Regions from separate parts of the Homo sapiens genome. Here region 1 is linked to region 2. A link is a loop called in an ENCODE intact Hi-C map of the cell type or tissue named here. Cell type or tissue: mammary epithelial cell. All regions are shown on one strand. Links, peaks and the distances in the headings refer to the core of each region. The heading gives the core; the rest is flanking DNA.

Region 1 (9,747 bases), core at 1,035-9,034, 230 kb after region 2:
AGCACTTTTGTTGGTTTCTGGTTGTTCTTTTTCCTATGTCCTCAGACCACCCTTTCCCGGCACTCTGACTTTTGTCCCCTTAGCCTGAAGGGACTATGAAAAACAAGGCCCATCTTTTCAGGTATCTCATTGGGATGGGAAAATGTCCTCAGAGCAAAGCGGCTCTGAGTACTGAGAAGCACATGGCATCATGGAAGTAGGTTGGTTACCTAGAAAAGATTGATCAAATAAGCAAAATATTGAGGAAAATGAAAGCCAGGTTTCTCACTGCCGCAGAAGTTACAGACACGGAAAAGGAGGAAACTGGAATGAACGCTGTGTGTTAGATTATAATTGGAGGGATGAACTAATGGTTTTCAATACTTATGGACAGATACAGAAATGAATATAGATATAATTGTGTGTGTACGTACATGTGTTGCTAGCTTTATCCACCAAGAAGGCCTGGATGCAATAACACCCCAACAGCAATGAGCGTGCCCAGCACTCAAATCTTGGTTTCTAAATACCATTCTCCCCTAAAAGCAACCAGGATTTCTTGGGAAAATGGCTGATTCCAGGGTTGAGGTAGGAAAAGCACAAGATAAACCTATAACATCTTTTGTGCCAGAGAGTGAGCATGTGCTCAAAAATCGAAGGAGATGAATTAAAAGGACAGAGGAGCCAGCTCTAAAGGGGTCCCGCTTGTTCTGACATAATTTGAACACCAAACTAGATAATAATAACATAACCTATTGGATAAAACAGAAAGCCATATAGATACTAATGAATGAATACATAAATGAGGAGAAGAAAAAATTTTCTTACAACAAAATGCCAACTAACAAACGTGGAAGAAATTATGGAATTAGAAAAGTTACCATTTGGTAATCATCATAGCTGTTAGTAATCAGTAATTTAGCCAAGAAGTATCAGTAGATGTTAATGCTGATGAGTGAAAGTTTGAACAGGCAGGAATATTTACGTGGTTTCGAGGTACTTCTTTACAAAACATTTGTTAAATACAAAGGGAAAAATAATAACTTTACGGTGGAGACACCTGGCAGATACCATTTTAGCCAAGTGACCAAAGTCACAGTCAAAGCATGATGTCCCATCACCAGTCATAGGATAAATCTATGTTGTGTTCTCCCTGATAGGATACAATGGAAAGAACACAGCCCAACTGCTATGATAGTCCTGCCAAAAATGCGTAACCTGAATCTAATCAAAAGGAAGCATCAGACAATCCTGTACTTGAGGAACATTCTACAAAATAACTGATCTGTGCTTTTCAAAAGCGTCAGGTCATACAAATCAAGAAAAGACAGAGAAACTGTTAGATTGAAGGAGACTGAAGAGATATGTCAACTAAATACAACTTGTGACCCAAGATGAGATCTTGTTGGTACAAAGGATGTTCCTGAGAAATTGCCTAAACATGAATGCAGGATTCTGTTGATTAGATGGTAGTAGTGTGTGAGTGTTAATTTCCTGATGTTGATGTTGCCTTGCTATGCAGGAGACTGTCCTTGTTGTAGGATGTACACCCTAAAGAATTTGAGATAATGGGCATCAGGCTGGTAATTAATTCTCAAGTGGTTCAGAAGGGGAAAGCATGCTATTTGTACTCTTCTTGCAATTTTCTTTTTAAAATTCTTTTTATTTTATAGAGACGAGGTCTCACTATGTTGCCTAGGCTGGACTCGAACTCCCAAGCTCAAGTCATCCTCCCACCTCAGCCTCCCGAAATGCAAGGATTACAGGGGTGAGCTACCTCACCCAGCCCAAATTTCTACAAGTATAAAATCATTTCAAAATTAAAATTATCTTTAGCTCTAAAAATATGAAATAATAGCAAAGAAACTGGTTAAAACATAGACATCTAAATATTGACTATGAAGCAATAATAATAATGTCTAATTTTAGGGATTAAAAAAGATAAAAGTGAAGACAACAATAGTATGTGTAAGTTAGATGGGTTATATAAGAATTAAAGCATTGTAAAGTCCTTAATTAAGAGAATGAATATATTGATTAAATTTAGATTTTGTTAATTTAAGTATACATATAAAAAAATCTATGGTTAACACAGAAAGAATAAACAAACAATAGGAAAAGGAAAAAAGAAAAGTTAGTTCAAATGAAGGCAAGAAAGGGGAAGGAAGGAAAAAGCAGAACCAAAATAAGATGGTCACAAGAAGTCCAGGCAGATGGAAACAAAAAGCAAACATGAGTGGTAATATGAGAGAAAGTGGAATTGAGGGTTAAAGCACTAACTAGAAAAAAATGGACATTACATAATGATAAAAGCCACCATTTATGAAAAAAATAGATCTGTGTCCACAAAACAGTGCCGCAGGTAGACATAAACAAAAGCTATTCTAAATGGTAGGAGACTGCAGCCTGACCAACATGGTGAAACCCTATCCTACTAAAAATACAAAAATTAGCCAGGCATGGTGACACATAAATCCCAGCTACTTAGGATGCTGAGGCAGGAGAATCACTTGAACCCAGGAGGCAGAGGTTGCAGTGAGCCGAGTTCGAGCCACTGCACTCCAGCCTGGTTGACAGAGCGAGACTCCATCTCAGAAAAAAAAAAAAAGAGAAGAAAAGAAAAAAGAAATGGTAGGAGACTTTGATTAAAATATAGATCCATGACCAGGCACAGTGGCTCACGCCTGTAATCCCAGCATTTTGGGAGGCCAAGGCAAGTGGATCACCTGAGGTCGGGAGTTCAAGACCAGACTAACCAACATGGTGGAACACTGTCTCTACTAAAAATACAAAAATTAGCCAGATGTGGTGGCGGGTGCCTGTAGTCCCAGCTACCTGGGAGGCTGAGGCATGAGAATAGCTTGAACCCAGGAGGCCAAGTTGCAGTGAGCCGAGATCACGCCACTGCACTCCAGCCTGGGCAACAGACTGAGACCCTATCTCGGGGAAAAAAAAAGATGCACACACGTATATGTATGTGTATATATTTATGTATGTGTACATGTATACACATATCAATATGTGTAAACACACATATACAAGTATAGTGGGAAATGTCAATATATACAATAAGATACACTAAAATCTTCATACTTAATAGAAATATATCTTTATATCACCTGAGTAGGGATTCATTTTTTCAAGTCCATGGAACACATTCCTGTTCTTAGCCATAAAGAAATCCTTGAGGATGTCTTTATTTATTTTTTATTTTTATTTTATTTTTTGAGACAGAGTCTCACTCTGTCGCCCAGGCTGGAGTGCAGTGGCATAATCCTGGTTCACTGCAACCTCCACCTCCCAGGTTCAAGCGATTCTCCTGCCTCAGCTCCCAAGTAGCTGGGATTACAGGCATGCACCACTACACCCATCTAATTTTTGTATTTTTAGTAAAGATGGGGTCTCGTCATTTTGGCCAGGCTGGTCTCAAACTCCTGACCTCGAGTGATCCGTGCCCCCACCCCCCTCGGCCTCCCAAGGTGCTGGGATTGCAGGCGTAAGCCACCGTGCCGGGCCGAGAATATTTTTTAAACAGGCTTTACCAGCAAATCCTCTAAACATAATCCAAAACAATTGGGAATAATTACTACAGAGATAACCCAAAAATGTTTACAACTTCAAAATTAAGAGACACATTCCTAGCTTACACCTAGCTCAAATAGGAAGTTTTACAACGGCATATTATCCTGCAAGTAATAATAATAATAATAATAATAAAGGACGTTTCATCCCGAAATCTGTGTGAATCCTCAAAAACCAATACTCACAGGAAATGTTAGCACTTTAAAATGCTTTCGTTATTAAAGTAGGAAGATGAGCCAAGCACATCAAAAGAACGAATATGTTGTATTCATCCTAAGAAATTAGGAAAGGAAAACGAAATTATTCAAAAGAAACCAAGAAGAGTAACTGAACCAACACAAAAGCCACACTGATGGAAGGGAGGAGTGGGTCTGCGCCGCGGATGGGCGCTGTGATCAGATGGCGTTTCCTGAAGATGCTGCTCAAGCTGGAGAATGTTCTAGAGAGAGGGTGCAGTGGGTGCAGGAAACTACAGCCTGCTGTCACGGCCAGGCAAGCCACACGCCCATGATGGGGGTCGAGAAGAGCCCCAGTGGGCAGCGTGGGGACTGGGTGGCCACTGGGAAAGGGAGGCTGCTGCAGAATCAGATTCCGTGGGACTCGGGTGAGATCCCTCAGAGGACGCCCTCAGAGCCACAGGTGTTGTTCAGCAGTCCCTGATTGGCACACAGACGGCTGCAGGTGTGGAACAGGCCACTTGCGGAAGCACAGGAATGGAGGCCGGTTGGTTCATCTGAGCAACAGGAGGGTGTGTGCCCGCCGGCACGTGGTCTCCAAAAACGCAGTGTCCTGGCCACAGTGAATCTGAGAAGCAACCATCATTTATGAAAAGGCATGGCTCTCTGGATGCACTTATCAGACATCCACATGCGTAAGTCCAGAAACCGTCAGTGTGAGCACAAAGGAAGACGAAGGACCACGACGCCAGCATCAACACGCCACGGCGAGCTGACAGAAAGGACGAGGGACAGAGGAACAAGGAACTCCCCCGTGACCCCGAGACCTGGGGGCCTCAGGCCTGCTGTGAGTGGGTTTGGCCCCTCCTGCGTGGGAGGCAGGGGCAGTCCCTGCTGCACGGGGTGAACACAAGGTGAGCGTGTTGGGTTGGTCTCCATTGAGGCTGCTCAGAAGGGAGTTCCATTCATTCTTCCCCGGTAACATCCACAGGGTCCTTCCGCATCAGCACACAGCTCCCCACTGCGTGGTCCTGTTCTTGAACTGATGGCCTAACATCAACAAAGCCTCTGAGCCCTGAGACCCTCCTCTGGCTGGGAGCCACGGTATCCATGGCAACCATGGCTGACACAGAGGACGATGCGGACATCGTGGGAAACAAAGCCACATCTGAGTGAAACGCGCAGAGGTGCGGGTACCGGGGTACAGCGCGTGTGGGGCGCCCCCACGTGGTCAAGCAGGATAGAGGCGCATGCGTGTCCCGCAGGGAGTGTGGAAAACTGGCCCAAGCTGGAGTGTCCAGAGGACCATGCCTAAGGAAATGATTTTGTCACATTGTCTCTCGCAGCGCCCTGGCTTCTGGCAGTGACCCTCTTCATCCTGTACCTGTGCTGGGACCCTCTTCCTCCCGTGCCTGTGCGGGACCCTCTTCCTCCCGTGCCTGTGCGGGACCCTCTTCCTCCCGTGTCTGTGCGGGACCCTCTTCATCCCGTGTCTGTGCGGGACCCTCTTCATCTCGTGCCTGTGTGGGACCCTCTTCATCCCGTGCCTCTGTCTGACCCTCTTCATCCCGTGTCTGTGTGGGACTCTCTATTCTGTTGGGCCCAGGGAACACAGGGATGAGTTAGGCTCAGCAGCCCCTTCTTTCTAGGAGTGTATATGACATCCGAGTGAGTGTGTCTAGCTGTTGGAGTTACACCATTCAACTAGTGATTTAATATAATATTTTATGGTAAAACAAAAGCATACTATCTGTAGAGTGGAATGAATAATTTACAGGAATTTTTAAGGTCAAACAGAGACTTTCAAGGACTTTTACACCCAGAAGGGTCATTTTCCACCCCTTTGTACCCCCAGGGACCCGTATTTCCCTCTTCCGTGTTGGGGATGCTTCGGTGCAAATGTTTGAAAAGTATGTCCTGGCTCTAGAATCAGAAAGATTCTGCCTTTGACATATGAATTTGGAGGAGCACAAATGTTCGTCCATAGCATCATTTAATCTCTCTAAGCCTATTTCTCATCAAAAAAGTGGTGATTTAAGTCTATATACCCACAAGGCAAAGAAACCCGAAATGCATTCCTAAACTTCTTAGGCCTCTCGGATTACAGCTGATACTCATCATTGGCAATAATTATATTCTGTAAGGTCCCCTCAAAGACTGAACTAGAACTAGTGGATACTGAATTATTGCTTTTAGGGAAACTTGGGGTCAGGGTCCTGTGAGCCTCTGGTCACATTTTTTTTTTTTTTTTTTTTTTTTTAGACAAAGTCTGGCTCTTTCGCCCAGGCTGGAGTGAAGTGGTGCGATCTCGGCTCACTGCAACCTCTGCCCTCCAGGTTCAAGTGATTCTCCTGCCTCACCGTCCCAAGTAGCTGGGATTATAGGTACACACCACCACGTCTGGCTAATTTTTGTATGTTTAGTAAAGACGGGGTTTTGCCATGTTGGCCAGGCTGGTCTCGAACTCCTGACCTCAGGTGATTCACCCACCTCGGCCTCCCAAAGTGCTAGGATTACAGGCGTGAGCCACCATGCCCAGCCTCTGGTCACATTTATTAGTCAATGAATAAACAATTCTCCTTTATGTGTGTTTCTGTTTAAATATACATCATTTTGTGTCTATTGCTGATTAATTATCTCATGCCTGCACGAAGTGTATCTAACACATGTGTTTTCTCCATGGGGCAGGTTCTTGTGCTTAGAACAACAGATAGCACTTTAGTGCTATTCTGGAGCCAGGGCCATTTTAAACAAAATCACCTAGAAGAAACATGAAAATGCAAAACCATAGCACCAAATAGACTTCGAAAAAATGTGTTTATGACATAAGAGCTGAAGCAAGATGGCAGTTCCTTGTTCAGCCTCAACTGGGAACATACATTCAAAGCATTTTTTTTTTTTTTTTTTTTTGGCCACTGGGCCTGTCCATAAATGAACTCAAAAGGCCCTGACTGGCCGGGCGCGGTGGCTCACGCCTGTAATCCCAGCACTTTGGGAGGCCAAGGAGGGTGGATCACAGGGTCAGGAGATCAAGACCATCCTAGCTAACACAGTGAAACCCCATCTCTACTAAAAATACAAAAACAAAATCAGCTGGGTGCGGTGGCACACGCCTGTAGTCCCAGCTACTCGGGAGGCTGAGGCGGGAGAATGTCGTGAACTCAGGAGGCTGAGCTTGCGGTGAGCCAAGATCACGCCACTGCACTCCAGCCTGGGCAACAGAGCAAGATTCTGTCTCAGATTAAAAAAAAAAAAAGGCCCTGAGTGCTGATTTTGGATTTACAAATACATTTAAGCAAGTTGGCAAATTTGCAAATACAGAATCTGCATATAATGAGGGTGAGGATGAGCTGTCTGTGCAGCTCGGGTCCCTGTGACCCTGTGACTGGCTGTCATCTGTTTGGGTCACTGAACATTTTGCAGTTGTTGGATGTGGGGGCATGAGGGTGGTCTCATGGGGCTCAATCTGCCCCAGCCTCCTCTCAGTCTTGGCAAAGCCATGCTGGAACACTGAGAACTCGATTTTTCTTTTCTCTGAAAAAAATATTTCTACATTGGGGTGATCTTCAATCGCAGGTCTTCACTCTGCTATTTTCTCTCCAATGAGAAAAAAACGAAGTTCACCACTGGGGCCTGTGGCCATTCGTGGACCAGGGATATTGGTCCCCAATGCCTTGGAGAATCGTGGGTCTCCGATCAGGGCAGAGAGAGCATGCCAGCCATGTCCCTGCCCCCCACTCACCCACCCCCTGCCCAAGCTCCGGTCATCACTGCTCTCTGAGGGTGGCTGAGGCCCAGAGCTTCTTCTAAACAGCCCATTGTTCCTTCTTGCTTCTGGGACCCTCCTCTGCTAATTCCTCACAGCAGCACCAGCTACAAAATGTGTGGGTTCCGGTGCAAAATGAAAACACAGGCCTTTTATTCAGAAGTAGTATCAAGTTGGTGGTTGGAAAGCATTGGAACAAGCTTGGGCCCTTCTTAAGTGGCCGCACAGACCCATGAAGCCTGCCCTGCCTCAGAGCCCCAGGTCCTTTTCCTCCCCTCCTCCCACACCATCCTGGTGGTCCTTGCTGCCTTAGGCAGAGCCACGTGTCCATTTTGCGGGGCAGTGGCCCAGCTCTACCTACTAACGGCATTCCTGGCAGGAGGAGAACTATGAGTACTGGCCCAGTGGGCATAGCCCCAAAAAGGAGCTTAACCCATGATCTGGCCAAGTGCATCCACAGAGAGACTTGGGGTGGTCCCATGGGGCTCATGACTAAAGCTGTGCTCAAGGAGTCAGCCAGGTGGGGAAGGAGCATCCACGCAGTGCTGAAAACCCTGTGCAGGGTGCCTCAGGGTGAAGGGAGGTGGATTCGGCCAACAGATGTGTTGAGCTCTATGCATCTGCTGGTGCTGTCCATGGAGCTGGTAACTCAAAGATCAATAAGACATAGTCCCCTTAGAGGAACAGGAAGTCATTGGGAGGCACAAACCCATAAATGAATGATTACAACAAAATGTAATAATATCAACATGGAAGTGTGTACAGGAGGGGGTTCTGACTCCCTCCCTTCCCTCCCCATCCTGCCCTGGCCCCCAGAGGCCACTCCGCAGGTGGCAGATGGTGGACTTCTCAGCCTCCATAATTGCGTGAACCAATTCCCATAATAAATCTCCTCTTATGTCTCTATGTAGCCTATGGGTTCTGTTTCTCTGGAAAACTCTAATATGCCTCTGATACTCTATTTCTTTCAATCCTGAGCAGGAGCTGTTGGCTACAATGAAGTTTCCTCAGACATATACATGTGTGACTGTCACTGTAACCCATCACTCGCAGGGCTCCATGTGGCCCAGTCACTGCTTGATGTAGGACTGAAGGAAATGGCAGCTGGAATCCAGAAGCCACAATGATTCACAGAGAGCTTTGCCTAGAAGGCTACCCATAAATCCAGTGTAGGCTTCTCTTCCCCATCTCAAAGTTTCCCAGGCACAGAAGTTGCTGAAATCTCTCCACCTCTCCCCTCATTGATATCCCCCACCAACCAGGGGGAACCCCAAACCTTTCTGCAGCCAAAAATGACTCGGCCAGGCACGGTGGCTCACACCTGTAATCCCAGCACTTTGGGAGACCGAGGCGGGCAGATCACCTGAGGTTGGCATTTGAGACCAACCTGGCCAACATGGCGAAACCCCATCTCTACTAAAAATGAAAAAAAAAGATTAGCTGGGCCTGGTGGTGGGCACCTGTAATCCGAGCTACTCAGGAGGCTGAGGCATGAGAATTGCTTGAACCCAGGAGGTGGGAGTTGCAGTGAGGCAAGATCGTGCCGCCGCACTCCAGCCTGGGCACCAGAGTGACACTCTGTCTCAAAAAAAACTCTCGAGACATCTTTTCACAGGAACTGGACTGAGGACCTCATTGCCACCCATGGGACCCCAGGGAGCACGTAGTTCTCTCTCTGCTTTTCTTATGAGGATCGATGGTGGAGTTTCCGGTGAATGAAACTCTCTACCTGTTGCATCCACGTCAAAATAGGTAAGACAAAGAGGTGTTGCCTTGAGCCATGCGATTGGGCTGTTTTTGGATGATGGGACTATGAGTGAGTTTTCCCCTTCCGCTTTTTACCTCTCTGTACTTTCCATGTTTCCACCAGGGAGTGCCTTATTACAAAAATGATCAGAACTAGAAGACAAAAAAATAATCAAAAGGGAAATAATTAGGCTTGAATTGACATGTAAGATCCTATTATTGGCAATCAGGGATCAGGCTGGGAGTTCAGCTGGTGGGTGGCCATTCTTCGGTGCAACAACTATTTATTGGATGCCTTAACGAGGTGCGGGAGAGCTTGGGGTGAGAATGGACGAGATCTCTGTCTCGTGGAGCTTCCCTACCCGAGGCGCAGGCGGCCACCAGCCAAACTCCCAGACAGATGGAGGCGCCGCCCCACTGGGATTCCTCAACCAGGCGGTGAGTGTGGAATACGGGACCCAGCCTGGGGTAGGGCTCAGAGGCAGGAAGCATGGGAGG
Region 2 (9,747 bases), core at 1,247-9,246:
AGTTGATCACAACTGTTTGGGTTGGCATAAGTCCTCAAAAAACAGAGGCAGGCACAGGGCATACATCCTCAAAAATAGAAAAGATAAATCCATTTGCATTGAGCCTTCCAGAAGTGCTGGGGTCTAAAATGTGAAATACACACAAAATTGACATTTAAGCAAACTGCGCTGACAAATCTGTGGCTGAAAAAGCTGTGGCAAAACAAAAACATAGAAAAAGAGCCTCAAAAATTGGGCTGAGGCCGGGCATGGTGGCTCACGCCTGTAATCCTAGCACTTTGGGAAGCCAAGGTGGGTGGATCACCCGAGGTCAGGAGTTGGAGACCAGACTGGCCAACGTGGCAAAACATCATCTCTACAATACAAAAATACAAAAATTAGCTGGGCGTGGTGGCAGGCGCCTGTAATCCCAGCTACTTGGGAGGCTGAGGCACGAGAATCGCTTGAACCTGGGAGGTGGAGGTTGCAGAGAGCCGAGATTGCGCCATTGCACTCCAGCCTGGGCGACAGAGAGAGACTCTGTCTCAAAAAAAAAAAAAAAAAAAAAAAATTGGGCTGTGAGGTCATGCAGGGAATTGATTTTTGGTGGGTGGGTCTGCTTCTGGGATGATGTGGATGCCTCCCGTGGAGAGGGGAAGGGTTGATGAAGTCCCAGGGACCTGGAAGTGTGTTCTGCAGCAATCCCCCTCCCAGCAGAGATCCGTGAGGAGGAGGTACAGACGGTGGAGGATGGGGTGTTTGACATCCACTTGTAATAGATGGTGAGTCCTCCCACAGCTGGCACCAGAGCTCCCCACTGAGGGCTGGGGGGGAGCTGGGGAGTATCAGGGAAATGGGTGCTTTATCCAAATGGCTCCAAGCCAGGTGGGCTACTACCTTGTTGTTAGGGGGGTGTCTTCCTCACAACCTGTTTTTCTCTTCCCAGCTGTGGTTGGATCAAGGACTCATTCCTGCCTTGGAGAAAATACTTCAACCAGAGCAGGGAGCCTGGGGGTGTCGGGGCAGGAGGCTGGGGATGGGGGTGGGATATGAGGGTGGCATGCAGCTGAGGGCAGGGCCAGGGCTGGTGTCCCTAAGGTTGTACAGACTCTTGTGAATATTTGTATTTTCCAGATGGAATAAAAAGGCCCGTGTAATTAACCTTCACCATCAGCGCCTAGAATCCCGGGGGGTAGGGGGATGGTATACTTTACAGGATGACAATCTTGGGAGCTAGAACTTTGTAGCCAGAGAAACTTGGGAGGTCTGGAATCTCATGTGTCTGGAGTCTTGGGGAAGAGAATCTTAGAAGCAGAAAACCTTGGAACATAAGAATCTTGGGGAGGGTCTAGGATCTTGAGGAGACCAGATCCTTGGACATCTAAAACTTGAAACTAGTAGGTCTGCACCCGAGAATTGCAGGGCCAGTCATGCATACCCAAAGCCTTCAGCCCATGGCCGAAATTCCCTTGCTGGACAGGGGGCCTTTCAGCCCCTGCTTGGACGCTTCCAGTAACAGGGCCCTCACTGCAGGAATCGTGGGAGGGAGAGGGGCAGCACAGAGTTGCTGGCTGTCGGGGAAGGGAGGGAGGGCCCTGGGCAGTCCGAGGGCCCTGCTGGGCTTGTGCCTCAGGGTGGGGGCTGCACTCCTCCGCCTTGCAGCCTCCTGGCCTGGTGCTGCTGCCAGCCGGAAGGACAGTGACTTCCAGAGGAAATGCATATTGATCCTGCTTTCAGCCTCCGGTGGTGGCTTCTCCCAACCCAGCTCTTCCCTCCTGAGCCTGCAGCACGGAGGTTTTGGGGGTCACTGCTACCTAAAGAAGGCTAAGGCCACTTCTGAGGCTGGTCTGGGAGTTTACTAAAGGTTCTGAAGCTGGGCCGGGCTGCCCCTGGGATCAGGAGACTCCAGACAGCAGTCCTGACAATGGGAACTACCTCCTCAGTCCCCCAAACTGGGAGGTGTCCCACAGCAGCTGTAGGATTGTCCTAGGGGTGGAGACCTGAGCACCTTCCACTCCAAAGCACAGTATCTGTGGGCCTGGCAGTGGCCTCAGTTCCCCCATGAGTGCCCCGGTCCCCCACCCCAGGGTTTCCCCACATCACATCCATCCCTGCTTTGAGACCCCACTCCCCCTGGCCTGTTCTTTATTTTGGGTCACTCCCTTCTCTTTCCTGGTCATATCTCTCCTGCAGGCCTACCCTGTGTTGGGCCCCCCAGCCCTGTCTCTGCATCGGGTGCCCCCCTGCCCCTCCTTCTGTCCTCAGCCCCCTCCGCCCTTCCCCCTCTTGAGGCTGTAATATCCGTTTCACGATTTGGGGGCTGAGTTGCTATAACAACAGACGGCGATTGTGTTGTGAAGAGCAGCTCGCTCCTGTGCCGCCTGCCTCCTGTGCTGCCTCCATCCCTGCAGCCCAGTCGGTTCCTCTTGGCTCCTCTCGTCACTACCCTCCAGTTCCAGTCTGGCCTCTTCCTGGTGTGTGTGTGTGTGTGTGTGTGTGTGTGTGTGTGTGTGTGTATGCATGCATGCATATGTGTGTCCAGGTCTGCCTGCCCGGGATGTGACAAGTAGCGGTCTTCATGGTTGCATGTGTCTGAATTTGGTGTCTGAGCTTCACATTGTATGCGCCTGTGTGCATGTGTGTGCATGGACATGCATGCTGTATCTGCTGTGTTTCCCCTCCCCCATGTGTCCCCACTGGCCTTTGCACATGGGAGAAGGGCATGTGCTCAGCATATCACTCAACTGTCCACATTGGGTGGGTACCTGTGTGTGGTGTGTGTGTGTGTGGGGTGTGTCTTGAAGTGGCAGGTCCCAAATGCTTAGGCAATCTGAACCTTGGACCTTGCAGAGAGGAGAGATGTCCCTGTAGGTGGGAGGGACAGGGAGATGCAGCAGCTGCCCGGTGACCTTTTCTGCCCTTGATGGGCAAAGCTGGGGGTAGGGAAAGGAGACAAGTGCTCATACTTACCTCCCTCCCTGCCCAGGCTCCTCTGTAAGGGTCTGAGTCTGTCTCTGTGAGCCATTGCATCTGTCTGTCTATGCCCTGATGCCTGGATGGACAAGGGGTGTGTGTGTGTGTGTGTGTGTGTGTGAGTGTGAGGAGGCTGCAGGAAGAGGAACAGTGGGGGATGGGCAGGAAAGTGGGCTGTGGGGTCAGGGAGGCGATTTCGCATTCATAGGCCCTGACGCAGCAGTTCCATTCTCTGGCTCCTTCATTGGCTTTGGTGGGGATGCCCTGGGGGTCTCTCCAAGGTCAGAGTGGGCCCTAAGTCTGGGACCTGGCTTAGGGATCACCCTTCTCGACTCCTAGGAAAAACTCCTTGCAGCCTGGGTCCCCCTCTTACCCCTTCACAGGCTGGGGAAGGAGTTTCCCACCCGGGGGGTTGGTGTCCGCATTAAGCCACTCAGTAATTGACCACTCTCTTTGAAGTGCCTGGGCAGGGGTCCAGGATGACTGTGGGCAGGTCCCCTGGGTGCAGCTGTTCTGGGCATGCATTAATTGCCTGGTGTAGGTACCTGTGTGCACAAGTGTGTGTGTTCTTGGGCAGTATATGCTTCCTGTGGGTGTGTTACCATGGTGGGGCATTTCTGCAGGTGTTCTTATGTGTCTCTGGGAATGCCCAGTGTTCACAGATATGTGTGCATGGCTGTGAGTGCCCCAATGTCCATGCATTGGTGGTTGAATGTAAGTGTTCTTGCATGTTGCCTCTGGCTAAGGAAGTGCCAACTACCACCAGCTGTGCAGATCACAGACCCTGCAACAGAAACCAGGGTCCTGGAGTGAGCTGGCAGAATGGTCTGGCACACATACACACACACACTCTGTCTCTCACTGTCTCATTCAGCAGCCCAGTGACCAACCTCGGGGTATACACACTAAGTGCCAGTGTGTGTACACTTTTATTGGCGGAGTGAGTGAAGGGTGTCCCCCAGTCCCCCACACTCATACACATGCACAGTGATGCATGTACCCTTACAGGAGAGACCTGCGCCCCCCAGCACCACTCTAACTGAAACTCATGGATGGGAGGAGGAGAACAGAGAAGGGGGCTGCTGCCAGGTGCCCTCAGTCACCAGGCATGTGCAGGCGCAACCCTGCCCCCACACCTACTCGTACCTCGGTCCAGGGTTCCAGGCAGAACTGAGAGTTTGGCCTCAAACTCTGGGATTCCCATGAGGCAGGACTGGGAAACCCCCAAGTTCCTAGGTCTACCCCGCCCCCATCTCTGCCTTTCCTTCCCCCACCGCCTCCGTCTTTATCCCAGCAAAGCCCCTTCCTCTTCAGTTCTGGGGGCTCCAAGCCAGGGGCCCTCCGGACGGTGGGAGGTGGGGGCCAGGCTACCGACTGGAAAAAGCCCCCAGCAGCCATGGACCCACCGAGTCCCCCTTCTCTAGGCTCCTCGAAGCCCGGGCCCGCCCCTGGGGGTAGCCAGCAGAGGGCGCTGCGGCCCAGGCCCCGCATCAGCCCTGCTCTCGCGGCGTCCCAAGTCGGGGTCCACAGCCTCTCCTTCGGCTTGTCCCAGCCCCGCGCTGCGCGAAGACCTGCTGGCCGTGGGGGGAGGGTGCGGGACCCAAGGCCCCGAACTAAGGGGCGAGGGGCGAGGGGCGAGAGTGCTTGGGTTCCCGGAAAAGACACTGAGGCCGGGTTTGGGGCCCGCCTGGTTGGGGGCCCGGGCGCCCGAGAACCTCGAGAGGCTGGGAGGAGCGCGGGTGCTGGGGCCGGGACGCCTGGGTCCCGCGCGAGGGAGGGAGTGGGCCTGTGGAGCCGCTGGACTGGCGGCTTCTGAGCCCTTGCATTGGCTGCGCTGCTCGCCCGTCAGCGCAGCGTGGTCCAATGCGCGCGTCTCGGGGGCGGGCACTGGTGCTGATGCTGCCGTCAGTCGGTGTTGCAGGGATGCGGCGGCGGGAGCAGCCGCCCTGACTCGCGGAGCATCCTCCTCGGAGAGGCACCGCGGCGGGGCGGGCGGGCGGGCGGGGACGCGGCGGGGAGGGAGAGAGGCGCGAGGCGGCAGACACCGCTAGCCCTGGCTCTGCCACCCGTCGGAGACGGGGCGGCCCTGTAGCTCTGCTACCCACCCTCCAGCTTCTGGCGCCCCGAGAACCAGGTAAAATGGGGGGGGGGGGGCGCTGCGGCGGAGACGGGCGGGGGGCGGGAGCCGATCGGGGGAGGGGAGCGGATCGGAGGGGGCGAGGGAGGCAGGACGGATGAATTGGGGGGCGGGGGCGCCGCGCTGAGAGGGCTGGCCCGGTGACAGCGAGGAGGCAAAGCCGCTGGGGGCTTGGGGGTCGGAGGCTCCTGTGGAAGGGGCACTGGCCCTGAGAGCTGAGGAGAATGGGGAGGGGTGGGAGGAAGGGTCTTTGGGGGAAGGGATGGAGAGAGGAGGGGCATCCAGAGGACTTAGAGGGGGTTCTTAAAGGGGGGTCCCCAGTCTGTGCTAGCCCCAGAGGCTTGAAGCAGCGCCGGGCCAGAGGAGCTGTTGTGTTCTGGAGGGTCTAACCAGCGAGAAACTGGGCTTCGTGGGAGGAGAGGAGAGGGGGCTGGAGAAGAGAGAGAAGTGGAGAGGGAAGGAAAGGGGCCAGGCCAAGGGCTTCGTCCTGAGGGGACCCACTGAGGACCAGGCTTTCCTGGGGGATGGGAGCCAAGGGGAGAAGAGGTTATTGGGAGAGAGCAGAGGGGAATGTGCCAAGGTGCTCCAGGCAGAGATGGGTCTGTGCTGGTGGAGAGCTGGGAAAGATGGGGTCTGAGGGAGAGGAGCGGAAGCTTGCGGGGGAAGGCTGGGGGTGATGAGACAGGGAGACTGGGAAATCAGTAGGAGGGGGCTTTGCTGGGGTGGGAATGCGCTGGGGGCGGTGACAGGGTTCTGGTCAGAGAGTGCTGCAGGGGGAGAGGAAGCTGCAGGGCCCTTGGCTTGCTCCCCCACCCCTAAAGAGGAAGGGACCATTTCTCATGTCCCAGCCTCCTCCCCCAGCTGAAGCAGCAATCTTCCCTGGGGTCTTTGGGTTGGGGTATGAGCCCTTGAACCCTTGATGGGCTTTTGGGGCACAATTGGCTTTGGGGTGCTGTTGTCTCCTTTACTCTCACCCCCCTCCTGAATCTTGGGAGAGGGCATTCGATGCCTCATTGAGCTAGCAAGGGCTGGGAGGGGCTTTTTCTTGGTGTCTGGAGGTGAAGGAGGAGGCTGTCCACCTGGAATAATGAAATAGATTTTTAGGGGGTGGGTCTTGGGTCCCCAGTCCCTTGGCTGCCCTGGGGGCTTCCAGATAGCCCTGTTTTTTCATGTGTTGGCGGGTGGGCGTCTCTCCTCTTCCATTCATTCTTATCCTTCCCTGTTGTCTACCTTCCCAGTGTCTGGGTGTTCCTTTTGGAGGAGGGTGGACATTAGGGTCTTACTTTCTCTGTCTTCTGCCAGAGAAGGAGAAAGAAAGAAGGGAGAGGGAAGGAGAAGGGGAGGGAGGTCTGCAGTCTGCTAACTGTGAGGCCTTCTGTTTTGTGGGTGCTTCAGCCCCTCAGTCCCTACCTCCTCTTGCTTCCAGGGATGGCTCTAGGGATGCTGGCATCTGAGGTGTGGCTGGATCTTTTGGGAGACAGGGGAGAAGGGTCTGGCTGGGGGCTCTTCATTCATGCTAGAGGAAGTGTTCTCAGACCCATCCTATCCTCAGATCCACAGGGGTGGGCGGGATGGACCAACCAGCCACGGCTGCCGGGCAGTTCTTTCCAGCCCAGGCCTGGGCTGAATCCATATGACATTGGAGTTCTGAGAGGAGGGGCTGGGTGCGCGAGTGGCTGGTGGGGACCCCTCTTTCCTTCCAGGCTCAGTCACTACCCAGGTCCAGCTGCTCCCTCCCGCTTACCCTTGCCAGTGACACAGACACTCTGACAATGATACACGCGCTCGGTGGCACCCACCCAGACACACACCTACACAGGCACACACACCTGCGTACACAATACACCTCCTGGCAGCATACAGCCCACACTCCCCACCCAGAGAGGCTGCCACCTCATGCCTGCCTCCTTGAGACCTCCCCCAGGTGCCTTGCTGCCATGTACACAACACACACACGGCCACTACGTGCCCCCAGAGCCCCCAGCGCAGCACTGCCAGCCCTCACCCTTGGATGCACACAGCCCCCATCCAACCACTCACCTCCCCAGGCTCACAGCCATCGCAGGCACACCTGTGCTTCTTCCTCATACACCTTCAGTCCTTGCAACACACCCTCTCCTTCCAGACACCCCATCCCTCCCAGGTCTACACAGCATGTGGGCACACCCTCCCAGACACACCAGTCCCTGCCCCCCAGCAAGCTCATCCTGAAGTACCATGTGCATGTCTGTCTGGGTGCTGAACACCTTGCCCCAGGCCTTTGTGTGTGTGCACGTGTGTGTGCACACCAGCACATGTTTGCTAACACACTTAATGCTGTGGCTCACCCCCTAAACCTCTCTTCTACTTTCTCTCTCTCTCACTCACTTATCTTTGTACCTTCGGCGCAGGGCCTCCTACCCCTCCTGGCCACAACCACGACCCTTCCCAGTGGAGTCCAGCCCCCACCTACACCTGGTTTCCCTGGGAGCCTTCCCATTTCTAAGTGGCCCCACCCCCCGCATTAATCCTCAGGCACAAGGGCCCCTACACCTGCCTGTGCACTGGAGACACTGTCCTTTCATTCGCAGCTCCCAAGCCCAGCCCCCACGGGGATGCCCCGATTGTGTGTCCTCACACGCCACCCACCTTGCTGCTCCATCTGTTGGTGCAGCTCCCTCGCCCCTGCCCCTTCCACACTGATGGGCCTGTGGGCTCTCGGAGACTCATTCAACAAATAGTCTGGTGCACACTTTCAAGGATGTGTGTGGCACCTTGTTATTTACGAAGCTGCTTCCCCACTGCCACCACCACTGTTTGGCATGGTGGGGTGAGGGTGAAGGTGGGACTCCGCTGTGCTCCTCAGTGAGCCTCAGTTTCCTCACGTGTGAAATGGGATCCTCATCCCTACCTAGTGGGATGTTATGAGGACTCACTGAGAGGACAATGATGGCAATGATAGTAGTAACAAGCATGTTTATTGTGTACCTACTGTGTGCCTGGCCTTGTGCGAAGCACTCTGTAAACCTTACTTTGAGGTATTTGTAAGACACATAGAAGGTCCCCGTAAATGGTAGCTATTTTTATTGTCATTATCATAACCTTCCCTGCACGCACACACACGCGCACACACCTGTCATAGATACCTTTAGGAACATTCCCAGGCACCTCATGCTTACTCACAAGGCCGCCCCTGGAAGCCATCTGTCCCCCTCTGCATCACTGGGGTGCACCCGCCCAGGCTGCTGTGCCCCAGCTGTGCACAGCATAGGTAAGCTTGGTGCTCATCCCTCCCACCACCTACCTCCATGCTCCCATGCACCTGTCCTCCGGCCCCCACTCCACCAAGTCATTCCATTGCACCTCTGTCCCCAGCCCACCCGCTTCCCCAGCTCCATGAGGCGGCAGCAGCCTCATCCTGTGCACCCCGAGCTACCAGCTCCTGGGCCCAGCCCGCTCCATGCTTCTCTCCATGACACAGAGAGCTGCTTGGCGACCTGCAGACATGGCCGCTCATGCCCAGCCCACCCTGGCATGGGACTCCGACTTATCTTTAGACCTGTTTGTTCCTTCTACTGCCCTCTGAGTCAGGACAATTGACCAGCAGAGTTGAGGAGGACACGAGGGATAGGGATTAGACAGAACCAAATCTGAATCCCAGCTCTGCCATTTATGATTTGTGGGACCTTGGGTGGGTCCCTTCTCCCCTTTGAGTATCTATTTCCTCATCTGTAAAAGGGGCAGTGATAATACTTGTCTTGCTTACTTTTCTCACCAAGCCCTGGTGAGGATCAGAGGAAACACTAGGCACTCGGTACTGCAAACTGTAAAAGGCCGAGATGAGAAGTTTTAAAAAAATCATTAATACGACACACTTTTTTTTCACACGTTAGTCTATGCCAGGCAGTGTACTAGGAGCTTTATGTATGTTAATTCTAATTTTGACAACACTATTATTATCTCTATTTTATACATAAAGAAAGTGAAGCACAGAGAGGCTGAGTAACTTACCAAAGGTCACACAGCTGGATAGGGGTAGAGCTGGCATTTGAACCCAGGCTTCAGAGCCAGTGCCTCTAACCACTGTGCTGTCTTGTTTTTGCTGCTGCTGAGGTTGTGGCTGGGTGTGGAAAGGCATGGGGTCTTCCCTTTTTTCTGCCAGATCATCACGGCTGGAAGGAAGGGGGAGGTAGGAACTGTTCACCGTCTGCCAATCTTGCCTGGAATTTCACGGGGGAAAGGGGACCCTCCAAAAAACATTCTGCACCTGAAAAGGACCTCAGGGGTCAAGCAGTCTGCTGTCCTCTTCCATATGATTCAAGAGCCTCCCCCACACCGAGCCTCTCTGAGCAGCAGTCATCCGGTCTCACCTCGAACACCCCCACAGACGGGGAACTCACCACCCCCCGAGGCAGCCTACTCCACTGTTGGATGCTTTAGATTGCCAGCCAGCAAGTTTCTCTTTAGCCTGAGCCAGAATCTCCCCCCATAGCACGCACTTCTCCCACCTGTCCACGGGCTGCCTTCTGGGGCCACCAGAATGTGTGTAAACCCAGCTCTTCCTCCCTGGCGCCTGGAGGAGGCCCCTGCTGTCTCACTCCCAGCTGGCATGAGAGGATGCTGGCGTGAGGAGAGGAGAGCCAGAGGGAGGCCGGCATCCCCATGGCTGGAGGTGTGTG

The links. Hi-C counts contacts between places; a loop is a spot of excess contacts. Peaks named below come from ENCODE experiments on the same cell type or tissue, not always from the same donor. Only the 100,000 strongest peaks of a DNase experiment are listed, where the experiment ranks them.
Region 1: a loop joins it to region 2, with 16 times the contacts of the local background. A loop is called at or near these places in 3 of 110 quality-filtered maps.

The regions. Positions count from the first base shown.
Region 1 is chr11:64,485,204-64,494,950 of GRCh38, reverse strand. No RefSeq gene overlaps it. Among named protein-coding and RNA genes, the nearest start is that of LINC02724, 41 kb to the right of the region's middle. RefSeq lists an enhancer at 4,459-4,960. In mammary epithelial cell, for the core only: a CTCF peak has its summit at 4,965 (motif pointing left); no DNase peak of the experiment used is centred there; H3K27me3 peaks cover 178 bases.
Region 2 is chr11:64,718,310-64,728,056 of GRCh38, reverse strand. NRXN2 (neurexin 2) reads left to right here and starts at 4,860. Exons shown (of 23, transcript NM_015080.4): 1 at 4,860-5,086. It overlaps RASGRP2 (RAS guanyl releasing protein 2), which reads left to right. Exons shown (of 17, transcript NM_001098671.2): 16 at 697-761; 17 at 926-1,146. The coding sequence ends at 755. RefSeq lists enhancers at 1,922-2,760, 3,970-4,019 and silencers at 4,400-4,699, 4,686-4,980. In mammary epithelial cell, for the core only: a CTCF peak has its summit at 4,420 (motif pointing right); a DNase peak (open chromatin) is centred at 4,806; H3K4me3 peaks cover 432 bases; H3K27me3 peaks cover 610 bases.